Regions from separate parts of the Homo sapiens genome. Here region 1 is linked to region 2. A link is a loop called in an ENCODE intact Hi-C map of the cell type or tissue named here. Cell type or tissue: B cell. All regions are shown on one strand. Each heading gives the region's core, and the rest is flanking DNA. Links, peaks and the distances in the headings are about the cores only. Region 1 holds the start of TRPV2 (transient receptor potential cation channel subfamily V member 2). Region 2 holds the start of NCOR1 (nuclear receptor corepressor 1).

The links. Peaks named below come from ENCODE experiments on the same cell type or tissue, not always from the same donor. Only the 100,000 strongest peaks of a DNase experiment are listed, where the experiment ranks them.
Region 1: a loop joins it to region 2, with 2.8 times the contacts of the local background. A loop is called at or near these places in 4 of 110 quality-filtered maps.

The regions. Positions count from the first base shown.
Region 1 is chr17:16,413,954-16,416,453 of GRCh38, forward strand. It overlaps TRPV2 (transient receptor potential cation channel subfamily V member 2), which reads left to right and starts at 1,618. Exons shown (of 15, transcript NM_016113.5): 1 at 1,618-1,880. RefSeq lists an enhancer at 1,449-1,568 and a silencer at 2,289-2,408. In B cell, for the core only: CTCF peaks have their summits at 1,180 (motif pointing left) and 1,383; DNase peaks (open chromatin) are centred at 1,168 and 1,718; H3K4me3 peaks cover 1,361 bases; H3K27ac peaks cover 1,461 bases.
Region 2 is chr17:16,209,759-16,219,891 of GRCh38, forward strand. NCOR1 (nuclear receptor corepressor 1) reads right to left here and starts at 5,776. Exons shown (of 46, transcript NM_006311.4): 1 at 5,604-5,776. PIGL (phosphatidylinositol glycan anchor biosynthesis class L) reads left to right here and starts at 7,452. Exons shown (of 7, transcript NM_004278.4): 1 at 7,452-7,703. The coding sequence starts at 7,469. RefSeq lists enhancers at 4,572-5,488, 5,489-6,404, 5,982-6,041, 7,228-7,477 and a silencer at 5,242-5,711. In B cell, for the core only: CTCF peaks have their summits at 5,938 and 6,137 (motif pointing left); a DNase peak (open chromatin) is centred at 5,823; H3K4me3 peaks cover 2,404 bases; H3K27ac peaks cover 2,500 bases.

The DNA of each region.
Region 1 (2,500 bases), core at 1-2,500, 200 kb after region 2:
TTTAAGCGATTCTCCTGCCTCAGCCTCCCAAGTAGCTGGGATTACAGGCACGTGCCACTACGCCTGGCTATTTTTTTTTATTTTTAGGAGAAATGGGGTTTTGCCATATTGGCCAGGCTGGTCTCGAATTCCTCACCTCAAGTGATCCACCTACCTTGGCTTCCCAAAGTGCTGGGATTACAGGTATGAGCCACCGCGCCTGGACTAATTTTGTATTTTTAGTAGAGATGGGGTTTCACTATGTTGGTCAGGCAGGTCTGGAACTCCTGACCTCAGGTGATCCACCCACCTCAGCTTCCCAAAGTGCTGGGATTACAAGCGTGAGGCCTATTATAATTGATTTAAATCTAAACAGTCATTGTGGCTAGTGACTATCTTATTGGATGGCGCAGGCCTAGAGTGTAATGTGCATGACAGGGTTGCCATGAGTGACGGATAGCGATGGAGAAGGGCATCTGGACTTTGAGGGCTCATGGTATGGAGTTTGCATTTTATTCCAAGCACCATGGGTGAGGTTTTGTGATTAAGTCAAGGCGTTAGGTGACCTGGTTTTCTTTTTTTTTCTTTTTTGACACAGAGTCTCGCTCTGTTGTCCAGGCTGGTGTGCAGTGGCACAATCTCAGCTCACTGCAACTTCCGCCTCCCAGGTTCAAGCGATTCTCCTGCGTCAGCCTCCCAAGTAGCTGAGATTACAGGTGCCCACCACCATATCCAGCTAATATTTGTATTTTTAGTAGAGATGGGGTTTTGCCATGTTAGCCAGGCTGGTCTTGAACTCCTGACCTCAAGTGATCCATGCACCTCGGCCTCCCAAAGTGCTGGGATTACAGGTGTGAGCCACTGCGCCCGGCCCTGGTTCCCATTTTTAAAAGGTCACTTCAGTTGCTATAAGGAGAAATGGATTATGAGTGTGGGGCAAGAATGAAGCAGGGAGACCAGTTTGGAGGTGGCTGCAGTTGCCCAGGGGAGCAGTGATAGTGGCTTGGACCACTCAGAAAGACAAATTTTGGAGGAAGAGCTGATGCCAGGTTTTGGGAGTGAGGGAGAGAGATTCCTAGGGCTACTTCGGTGGTGGTTGGGTCCCCAAGCTCCAAGACTGAGTCCAGACCAGGGCCCCGTTGGTGGTGAGGTCTGATTTTAGCAGTGCGTGCCCACCTCCTTGTCTCCACCTGCTGGCTGGTGCTTGGAGCACCTTTAGGGGAACTTTAGCCATCAGAGTCCTGGGGTCAGGAGGCTGGGAGAAGGTCCTGGGAGGTGGGAAAGTCCCCCAACTGCTGGGTGGATGGGTGGGTGGGACTGTGTTCCCAGGGGCATCTGCTGGGCTGAGCCTCTCCCTGGGGGCTGTCCACATCAGCTTTCTCCCCTGCCATGGGTCAACTCAGGCCCATTTATGGGCCACACGGCTGCTTGGAAGGCATGTGGTGGAGAAGGGGAGGAGATAGCTGTCAGTGGACTTGGGGAAGAATCCCCCATCCATGGCAGCTTCCATGGGTGGCAAGTCCCCAGCATCCAAGGGCTGCCTCTGAGTGTCACCCACCCCCACCTGAGACCTTAGTGGCTAGAAGGGGGAGGGGTGGGGGTGGAGCCTGATTCGCAGCAGGGTGTGTCCAGATGGTCAGTCTCTGGTGGCTAGCCTGTCCTGACAGGGGAGAGTTAAGCTCCCGTTCTCCACCGTGCCGGCTGGCCAGGTGGGCTGAGGGTGACCGAGAGACCAGAACCTGCTTGCTGGAGCTTAGTGCTCAGAGCTGGGGAGGGAGGTTCCGCCGCTCCTCTGCTGTCAGCGCCGGCAGCCCCTCCCGGCTTCACTTCCTCCCGCAGCCCCTGCTACTGAGAAGCTCCGGGATCCCAGCAGCCGCCACGCCCTGGCCTCAGCCTGCGGGGTAAGTCGGTGGGCAATGCTGGGGACGTTGGAGGGGGCCGGGTCTCCAAGCCTGACAGTGAATGATGGGGTGGGGAAGGCCTAGTGGGCTCCTGGCTTCTACAGCCTGGAGCCAGGGTCTGTGTGGGGCTCCAGCACCCTCTCCCTGGACCTCCACACCCCTTCCTCTGCTGCCAGGGTGGGTGAGGGTCCCAGGAGGTGGGGTGGGGGCTGGACAGACAACTGTTGCTGCTGGGGCTTGGGAGTCTAGGGCTGGAGGAATGGGCCAGGGTTTGGTTGGGGACACAGATGGGCTAAACGGTATGAAACGGAAAGAGCACCCTTCTGCCCCAGTGTGTGTAGAAAGGGTGGTGGGTCACATCTGCAAACTGAGGCAGCCAGGCAGCTCCCCACCTCCCATGTTTCCATGGGAAAATACCCCACCCGGGTCCCCAGGGCCTGGTCCCAGCCTACCCTCTCCACTTCCCTCTGCTGGTGCCGCTCCTCTCTGCTCTCTGCCCCCTGCCCCCTGCCCCCTTCTCCACCCTTCTGTCTCCTTACCACTCTTTGACTCCTTCTTCTTTCTGATCCTGCTCACTGGGCCCATGAGGGTTCCCCAACCCTGACCGAGGCCCCACCCTT
Region 2 (10,133 bases), core at 4,434-6,933:
CTGGCCAACATGGCGAAACTCTTTCTCTACTAAAAACACAAAAATTAGCGGGGCATGGTGGCATATGCCTGTAATCCCAGCTACTTGGGAGGCTGAGAACGAGAATCACTTGAACCTGAGAAGTGGAGGTTGCAGTGAGCTGAGATTGTGCCACTGTACTCCAGCCTGGGCAATAGAGTGAGACTCTGTCAAAAAAAAAAATGTTCATGTTTGTGCTATTTATCTAAGCTTTTATATTAATATAACAATTGAAATCCTTCATACTTAAAAAAAAAATCCAGAAGTCTGAGAGTAGGCAAAACAAGCAACAGCTAATTTTATAAAATAATTTAACCTATTTGTAGGCCAGGTGTGGTGGCTCACGCCTGTAATCCCAGCACTTTGGGAGGCTGAGGCGGGAGGATCACCTGAGGTCAGGAGTTCGAGATCAGCCTGACCAATATGGAGAAACCCTGTCTCTACTAAAAAATACAAAATTAGCAGGGCGTGGTGGTGCATGCCTGTAATCCCAGCTACTTGGGAGGCTGACGCAGGAGAATTGCTTGAACCCAGGAGGCAGAGGTTATGGTGACCTGAGACAGCGCCATTGCACTCCAGCCTGGGCAACAAGAGTGAAACGCTGCCTCAAAAATAATAGTAATAATAATAATTTAAACTATTTATTTGGGCCTCAGGGGTATTTAAACCACTGGCATAATAAAATTTCCATCACTATTAATACTTAAATTCCATGAAGTGTCACTGGACCCAGATAACCTCAAAGACATTTTTGTTTAAGAAGCTATTCATCAAAGCAGATTAAAAATTAAGCAAACTAAATAATTCCTGGTGATCACTGTAACACTGACATAGATCAGTATCAATTTTTTCAAACTATATTTTCATTGCCAAAATTTAATATTAAGAAGTATCTTAAATTCAATACCTAAGCTAAATATCCAAAGTAATCTCTCATTTCCTATTCACTCCAATTTTTTTTTTTTTTTCTTGAGGCAGAGTCTCACTCAGTCACCCAGGCTGGAGTGCAGTGGCGCAATCTCGGCTTACTGCAAGCTCCGCCTCCCGGGTTCACGCCATTCTCCTGCCTCAGCCTCCCGAGTAGCTGGCACTACAGGTGCGTGCCATCATGCCCGGCTAATTTTTTGTATTTTTTTAGTAGAGACAGGGTTTCATCATGTTGGCCAGGATGGTCTCGATCTCCTGACCTCATGATCCGCCCACCTCGGCCTCCCAAAGTGCTGAGATTACAGGTGTGAGCCACCGCGCCTGGCCGATTTTTAAGTGTCAATCATCAAATCGATTCATCCCATGGATGATACAGTGTAACACAGTGAACACTATAATAGATACGAAAAGACTTAGATTCTGCTATTGCCCAACTTTAGCAACTTAGGCAGGTAAATCACTTCACTTCTCCGACCTTCAGTGTTATCGAAAGTAAAACAAGACTAGATAATCTGACTCTACATTCTATAAATTAGCTATTTTTATTTTATTTTTATTTATTTTTTTTTTTGAGAGACAGTCTTGCTCTGTCACCCAGTCTGAAGTGAGTGCACTGGCATGATCATGGCTCACTGCAACCTCAACCTCCCAGGCTCAGCTTCCCAAGTAGCTGGGACCACAAGCACACTCTGCTAATTTTTCAATTTTTTTGTAGAGATGGGACTCGCTCTGTTGTGCAGGTTGGTCTCAAACTCCTGGCCTCAAGTGGTCCTATCACCTCAGCCTCCCAAAGTACTAGGATTATAGGCATGAGCCACTGTGCCCTGCCATTAACATTTTATTTTAACCAATTTTGTTGTTTTTGAGATCGCTGTTAAATAAAAGTAACAGCAGGACATACGGAAGAAGCAAACTGTCTGAAGAACTCCATAGGAACATTCGCAGTGTTTCATACAGTCTCAGACTTTCAAATGCAAAGAAAAAAAAAATAGGTTGTATCTGAAGACTATTCTAGTAATATTTTGACCACACAAGCTACTGGGGTAGGAAAAAAATGGTAGAAGAACAGTATAAGTGTTCAAGGAAAAATGCCACCACAAGAAAACCAAAATAAAAAACAGATGCTCCACATACGGTTATTACTACATTACAGAAGCTTTTCATAGTTTTCCAGTGCTCTTAAAAAGTGCTAATAGAAAAAGAAACAAAATGTTTTCTTAACCATTTACATGTATACATGTATTTTTTGCATCCTCAAACCTGAAAAGGACCAAATATAAGATAATCTATAGGGCCGGGCACAGTGGCTCACACCTGTAATCCCAGCACTTTGGGAGGCCAAGGCGGGTAGATCATGAGGTCAGGAGTTCAAGACCAGCCTGACCAACACGTCTCTACTAAAAATACAAAAATTAGCCAGGCATGGTGGCGCATGCCTGTAATCCCAGCTACTCAGGAGGCTGAGGCAGGAGAATCACTTGAACCTGGGAAGCTGAAGTTGCAGTGAGCCTGAGATCACGCCACTGCCCTCCAGCCTGGGTGACAAGAGCGAGACCCTGTCTCAAAGGAAAAAAAAAGAAAAAAAAAAGATAATCTATAGACTGAGTTATTTGTGAATATAACTGATCTGCTCGACTATATTTTATAACTTTCTAGTATTTAGTAGTGTGCCAGAACATAAAAAGCACCTCATACTGGTTGAATATAAGTGAGTAAACAAAAATATATGAATCTCTAATCTACAAATAAGACTATACACAATAAATTCTGATCAATCTTTACTAGTTGTTTTATATCATAGTCTAGTAAAATCCAGTATCTTAAGTAAAAGAACAGATGGAACTAAATATGCAAGAGTTCCATCATTCCCAGGCATCAAGAAGAATTTGAAATTACAACTAAGATAGATCACAGAATACAATTAAAACCAAATAACCAAAACATATTTTTTAAAAAACAAACAGCCTGACACTCACCTACATCAACCCCCAGTCTATCCAAAGGCCTTTGCCTTCTACAGCAGATAACAAAGGTAAGAAAAGAAAATTTCACCAATTCATAACACAATTTTTTTTAATGCTTTTAAGGCCGGGTGCAGTGGCTCACCCCTATCATCCTAGCACTTTGGGAGGCTGAGACAGGCAGATCGCTTGAGCCCAGGAGCTCGAGACCAGCCTAGACAACATGGTCAAACCCTTTCTCTACAAACAAAAAAAAAAATTAACCAGGCGTGGTGGCCTGTGCCTGTAGTCCCAGCGACTTGGGAGGCTGAGGTGGAAGGATCACCTGAGTCCAGAGGTCAAGGCTGCAGCGAGCCACTGTATTTCAGCCTGGGCAAAAGAGACCCTGTCTCCAAAAAAAAAAAAAAAAAGCTTTAAAAAAGTTATTAACTAATCTAATCTTTCCTATAAGTTAATTTCCATCATTTCATTCTTTTTTGATTAAGAGGATAGGCAAAACACAAATTTTACTGTTTTTTAAATCCAACAAGTATTCAATTAAAAATAAGCCAGGCACGGTGGCTCACGCCTGTAATCCCAGCACTTTGGGAGGCCAAGGCAGGCGGATCACGAGGTCAGGAGATTGAGACCATCCTGGCTAACACGGTGAAACCCCGTCTCTACTCAAAGTACAAAAAAATTAGCCAGGCATGGTGGCACGCGCCTGTAGTCCCAGCTACTCGGGAGGCTGAGGCAGAAGAATTGCTTGAACCCGGAGGCGGAGGTTGCAATGAGCTGAGATTGCGCCACTGCACTCCAGCCTGGGTGACAGAGCAAGACTGTCTCAAAAAAAAAAAAAAAAAAAAGATAAAATCAGCGAAGGGCCTATCCTGCTCTCAAGAGATAAAATAGGTACATAAATACCTACAAGATAGAAAGTGTAAATGCCGCGAGAGATGTGCAGAAAAAGCATTACAGGAGCCCAGAGGGAGCTGTTACCACCTCACAGAAATATAACCCCTTCAATCTGTTTAAAACAATTTTATAACTATTAACTCCCTTTAGGCTCACAACAGCCAACCCTAGGAGAGTAGATGTTTACCTAATATTCAAGATGAGGAAACTGAAGCACAGAAAGGTTGATCAAGTTCCAAAATCACATAGTTAGAGCAAGAATCAAGATACTTTGTATTATATTTTCTCCGGGGGAGTAGTTCAACATATGGCAAGCCTTTTGTAAAAGGAAAGAGTATTTTAGTATTGTAAGTAATCAGTTCCTACTGTGAGCATTTTATACATAGCTATATCCATATATACAATTAATCTTGATTTCCATTAACAGGTGTGCTTAAAGCAAGGCCAAGCAACTGGGTACTATAAATATTAAAACAAATAAATAAACTTCCACCGGATGTTAACAGAAAAAGAAAAAAAGATACAAGATTTCTCTCTCCAGTAACTTGCGGTTACTTCTTCTGTAATTGTTACCCTTGTCTAAATAACATTCTAAAATTGGTCTGCTCCTGAGCCCGGGCAAGTACAAGTTGGTTCATCCAATAAATATCTTCATGAAAAGGTACATCAAAACATTTTAAAAAGCTATTAAAAATTAAACGATGCCATCAACTCTTCAGTTATCCACAGGACAATCACATGTGACCCAGCATCAGCAGCTATTGATCAAGATATATTGAACGAATGAATGAATCTTTGTAGGCATTTTTAAATCCCGGGCCTGTTGCTCCTTGCACAGTGCCATGTTCAGCCTTCCATCACTGCCTCACCAGGGTGCACACAAGGAATGTAAATTTCAATATAATTAGGATATAATTAGAGAAGCAAATCTGATGCAGGTTTACATACTAATCCCAAAGATTAGAATTACCTATACTACTACTCTCCAAGGTTAACTCTGTGGAAGAGGCACCGCAGCATGCAACATCACATAAAGAAAACTGACACTTCCTGAGCAAATAGTTTTCGTCCATATCACTTATTCCCATCCATTCCTTTAATACATGACTATTCCTGATCCAGTTAATTTGAAGAATTCAGTCTCCTCTCCATAAAGGCTGATTTCACAACTACAGTTTCTCAAATTCCTCTCTCCCCAAAAAGGGGTGCACTTACGGACTTCGCTTAAGAAAACACCAACAATAAACGGCAGAAGGTATAGTGTTCGGATCTTTGCCATCTCCACCAGTACCCAGCCTTCGCCATTACACCCTGAAGCGGTCTGTTAGAAAGGTGAACTAATTTACTCTGCACGCACTTGTCCATGGCTGTCAACCTCCGCAGCCCCTTCTACACTTCCAAGTCGGCCACCAACTCCGCCTCAGTGAGCCCAGGCCCGCCACCTGCGCCGGCCCCACCCGGGGCACCGGCTGCCCGCTCTCCCTCGCAGGCCCTGTAGGCTCCGCACGCCCCTCCGCACAGGACACCTCGGGGCCAGCCCCGGCCCGGCCACAGCCCATTCTTCCTCCAAACTCCATAAGCCTCCGCTAGCCCAGCCCGAGCTCCCCGCCGCGCCCGGCTCTCTCCTGGGCTGCCGAGTGGAAGAGGCCAGGCGGCCAGGACGGGTCCCGACCTGCCCAGGCCTGCGACACCCCCCGCCCGGCGGAGAAACCGTCCCAGCGGCTGCTGCCCCGGGAGCCCTCGGAAGCCCCCGGACTAGCAGGAGCCCGGAGGCCGGGGTTGCAGGCGCCAGGGCCTACTCACCGGGAGCTGGCTAAGCGTGGGAGCCGACGTGCGCCCCGGCCTGAGGAGTGGGACGCGGCCACGGCGCGCGGCCCTACACCGGGACCTCGTTCGGCGCGGCGAGTCGGACGCTCACTCCAGCCGCCGCCGCCGCCGCGGCTGCTGCTTCGCCACCTTGGCCGCCATCTTGACTCAACCCCTCTCCCTCCCCCCAGCCCGCGGAGCCGCGGCTAAGGCGGCTCCAGCGCCGGCTCCTCCTCCTTCCGGAGAGTTGGGAGACCAACTCCCTCCGCTGGCCGGGCGCCTCTCCTACCTCGGCGGAGCTTCCCGGGTCGCGCTGCGCCCGGTCTCTTCATGTCTCCTCTAGGCCTGGCAGCGGCGGTCCTCTCGGACGGATACGGGGCCGAGCAGCGCCCAGCCGGATCCAGCGCTGCTGCCATCGTGCCCTGGGCTTGTGCGCCCCCCGCCTGCCCGTCTGTTCCGCGCGCCCGAGGCCTTCCTCAGGCGTGGGAAAAGGAAAAACTCCAGGCCGTGGAAGGGACCCTGCAAACCCCTCCGCGGCGTGGTGGGGCGGCGGCGGCCTCCTCTGGCCGGAGCTGCGTACAGGGAAGCCGGTCCCCTCGTGGCTGGGAGCTGGAGGGGTGCATTTCGACCTGCCCAAGATACTTTCTAGGGCTCTGGCTGGAATTCGCACCAAGCCCTCACTGAAATGCTGGGCGAGGCCGATTTGTCCACGATGTTGCTCCTTAACCTTAAGTTACTTGCAAGAGGAGCCTGTGGCCCTCGCGACTGTTAAGTGCACGCTCAGCCTCACCCTGCTGGGGAAACGACGGTTCCTCGTAACCGCACGCATACGTTCCTTTAGAAAAGCCAGGCCCGACCGGACGCAGTGGGTCACGCTTGTAATCCCAGCACTTAGGGAGGCCGAGGCGGGCCATCACTTAAGGTCAGGAGTTCGAGACCAGCCTGACGAACATGGAGAAACCCCGTCACTACTAAAAATACAAAAATTAAGCGGGCGTGGTGGCGCGCGCCAGTAATCCCAGCTACTGGGGAGACCGAAGTGGGAGAATTGCTTGAACGCGGGAGGCTGAGGTAGCAGCGAACCTAGGTCGCGCCACTGCACTCCAGCCTGGGCGACGGAGCCAGACCGTTTCAAAAAAAAAAAAGAAAGGGCCGGGCGCGGTGGCTCAGGCCTGTAATCCCAGCACTTTGGGAGGCCGAGGCGAGCGGATCACGAAGTCAGGAGTTCGAGACCAGCCTAGTTAACATGGTGAAACCCCCTCTCTACTAAAAATACAAAAATTAGCTGGGCGTGGTGGCGCGCGCCTATAGTCCCAGCTACTCGGGAGGCTGAGGCAGAAGAGTCGCTTGAACCCGGGAGACAGAGGTTGCAGTGAGCCGAGATCGCTCCACTGCACTCCAGCCTGGGCGACAGAGCCTCTCAAAAAAAAAAAAAAAGGTAAAGAAAGCCATCCAAAAGTGAGAAGGAATAACAAAGTTGGTGTAACTGGCTATTTTGGAAAACTGTCATACGGATAACGGGCTGTCTAACCCTATAATTACGAGAAAGGCCCGAGTTTTAAGAAATGAATTCGAAAATGAAGAGGAAGGAACTCTTCCTATAAGTGGGAGCTTATATATAAGACGCTTCCTTTTAAACCGATTGTACAGTGTGGTAGGACTAGGGTAGGAAACTGGACGGCATGGAGACTTCTGTGTTAAAACACAAGAGAACCCTTAACGTTAAAACCTCAAGCTTCCGGAGCATGTCGGCGGGAGGGACTTAACAGCGGAACCCAACATTCCCCGGTGAAGTTTTCCAGCCGGAGTCAGGGTCAGAGGCAGCCTTTCCTACTGCGCAGGCTCAGTGCTGCTTACCCATCATGGAAGCAATGTGGCTCCTGTGTGTGGCGTTGGCGGTCTTGGCATGGGGCTTCCTCTGGGTTTGGGACTCCTCAGAACGAATGAAGAGTCGGGAGCAGGGAGGACGGCTGGGAGCCGAAAGCCGGACCCTGCTGGTCATAGCGCACCCTGACGATGAAGCCATGTTTTTTGCTCCCACAGTGCTAGGCTTGGCCCGCCTAAGGCACTGGGTGTACCTGCTTTGCTTCTCTGCAGGTAGGAGGCCATAGGAGGGGCGATGGGAGCCGGGGCTTTGAAAGGGATTTAAGTGCTAACCGATCTCAGTCGCCTTCTTCTCGAAGTTTTCCGTAGGGAGCTAAGTGAATACACCGAAGGTCTTACCTCTGAACCCCTCACAGCCTAGGGACAGGAGCGGCCGGCTTACCTGGTGGGTTGGGGGACGTCGGCAGCTCGCGTACTACGCCAGCAGGATTGAGGAGCAGAGAAACAGTTGCAGTTGGTTGTATTCAGTACCTGCATTTCCGTTGGGAACTCCACCTGTACTTGTTATTCTGTGGAACTTTTTTTTATTTGTAGAAGGAGCAAGAATATTGACCTTACTATATAGCACACGAAACAATCTATGCTGTATCGTGCCTGCTCAATCCTTAAAGTTAACTTCTAATGATAGTAAAAGACCTTCCTGCTGCCTTTAAAATGCAGCTTGTGCTAGTAACATGCATGTGTCAAATTGAAGAATTAGACATAGATGACTAGATAGAAAGTAATTTTGTAGGTAATTTTAGAGTTCAACTCCACCCAGCTTTCAGTGAAGGAACCTTTCAAATAATAGATTTTTGCTTACCATAGAGAAAAGATCAAATGACAAAGCAAATATTGACCATTAAGCTGGAATATGGTGATAATTGAACAGTTGTATAAATGAAGTAATTGAATTGTACACATACAATGGGTGAATTTTATGGCATGTCAAAGTATACCTCAATAAAGCTATTTTTTTAAATTGCCCATGACCTCTTTTCCCATTTGTTTGTGTGTCTTTCCAATTCTTTTTCTATACAGCTTCTTCACAGAAATCACATTTTATAAAATTTTATATCGTTTTTACTCGACATTACTTTTTCATTTATTTACCAAATACTTATTAAACATTTATGTGCTAGGCCTTATTCTATGCCCTAGGGATACAAAAGTGGAAAGCTAGATAAGAGCAGTGTCCTCATGAAACTTTAAACATCTACCTATATTAATTAGATCTAAATGTATAGCCTGTTAAATGGCTTCATCGGGATAAACCTTAATCATCCCTTATTGTTTGTACATTCAGAGGGTTTTTTCCTAGTTTATTGCAAAGAGCAGAGAACATCTTTATGTATTTTATATTATTTCATGAGTATTAATTTTTAAAATTGGCTGTTTTTAGGCTTTGCATTGCAAAACACATTCCCAAAAACAAAATGCCAACTTACTCTTTTTTTTTTTTTTTTTTTCTGAGATAGTCTCGCTCTGTTGCCCAGGCTGGAGTGCCGTGGCGTGATCTCGGCTCACTGCAACCTCCACCACCCGGGTTCAAGTGATTCTCCTGCGTCAGCCTGCCAAGTAGCTGGGTTTACAAGCGCATGCCACCACACCTGGCTAATTTTTGTATTTTTAGTAGAGATGAGGTTTCACCATGTTAGCCAGGCTGGTCTCAAACTCCTGACCTCTAGTGATCCACCTGCCTTGGCCTCCCAAAGTGCTTGGGATTACAAGTGTGAGCCACCATGCCTGGCCTACCTATTTACATTCTTACTGGCACTAATGAGAGTATCTGTCTTAATATACTACTTTCTGTAGCATTGACTGACATTTTTTATAAATTTTTTTTTTTTTTTTTTTGAGACGGAGTCTTGCTCTATCGCCTAGGCTGGAGTGCAGTGGCGCAATCTCGGCTCACTGTAAGTTCTGCCTCCTGGGTTCACGCCCTTCTTTCTGGGACTACAGGCGCCCGCCCGCCACCATGCCCAGCTAATTTTTTTATTTGTTTTTAGTTTTTAGTAGAGACGGGGTTTCACTGTGTTAGCCAGGATGGTCTTGATCTCCTGAACTTTTGATCTGCCCGCCTCAGCCTCCCAAAGTGCTGGGATTACAGGCGTAAGCCACCACACCTGGCCATTTTTTATAAATTTCTTAATTTGTTTAGTATCTTCTCCCCCAAAAACCTTTGTTACCAGTAAAAGTAAACCATTTTACATATTTATTAAGAATTGGAGCCCAAGCACTTTTCTTCTAAAATTTATGCTCTGTTAAGAATATTAATTGCAAATAGTTACAAGTAATGCCACCATTTTTTCTTAGCTTCTAGGTTTGGTGGGGGGTTTTTTGTTTAGTTTTCTTTTTGAGATGGAGTCTCACTCTGTCACCCAGGCTGGAGTGCAGGGGCGCAATCTCAGTTCACTGCAACCTACGCCTCCTGAGTTTAAGCAATTCTCTTACCTCAGCCTCTCGAGTAGCTGGGACTACAGTGTGCACCACATGTTGGGCTAATTTTTGTATTTTTGGTAGAGCTGAGGTTTTGCTGGGATAGCCAGGCTAGTCTCGAACTCCTGACAAGTGATCCACCCACCTCGGCCTCCCAAAGTGCTGGGATTACAGGTGTGAGCCACCACACCCGGCTGGCCAGCTTTTAGTTGTATTTGTATTTTA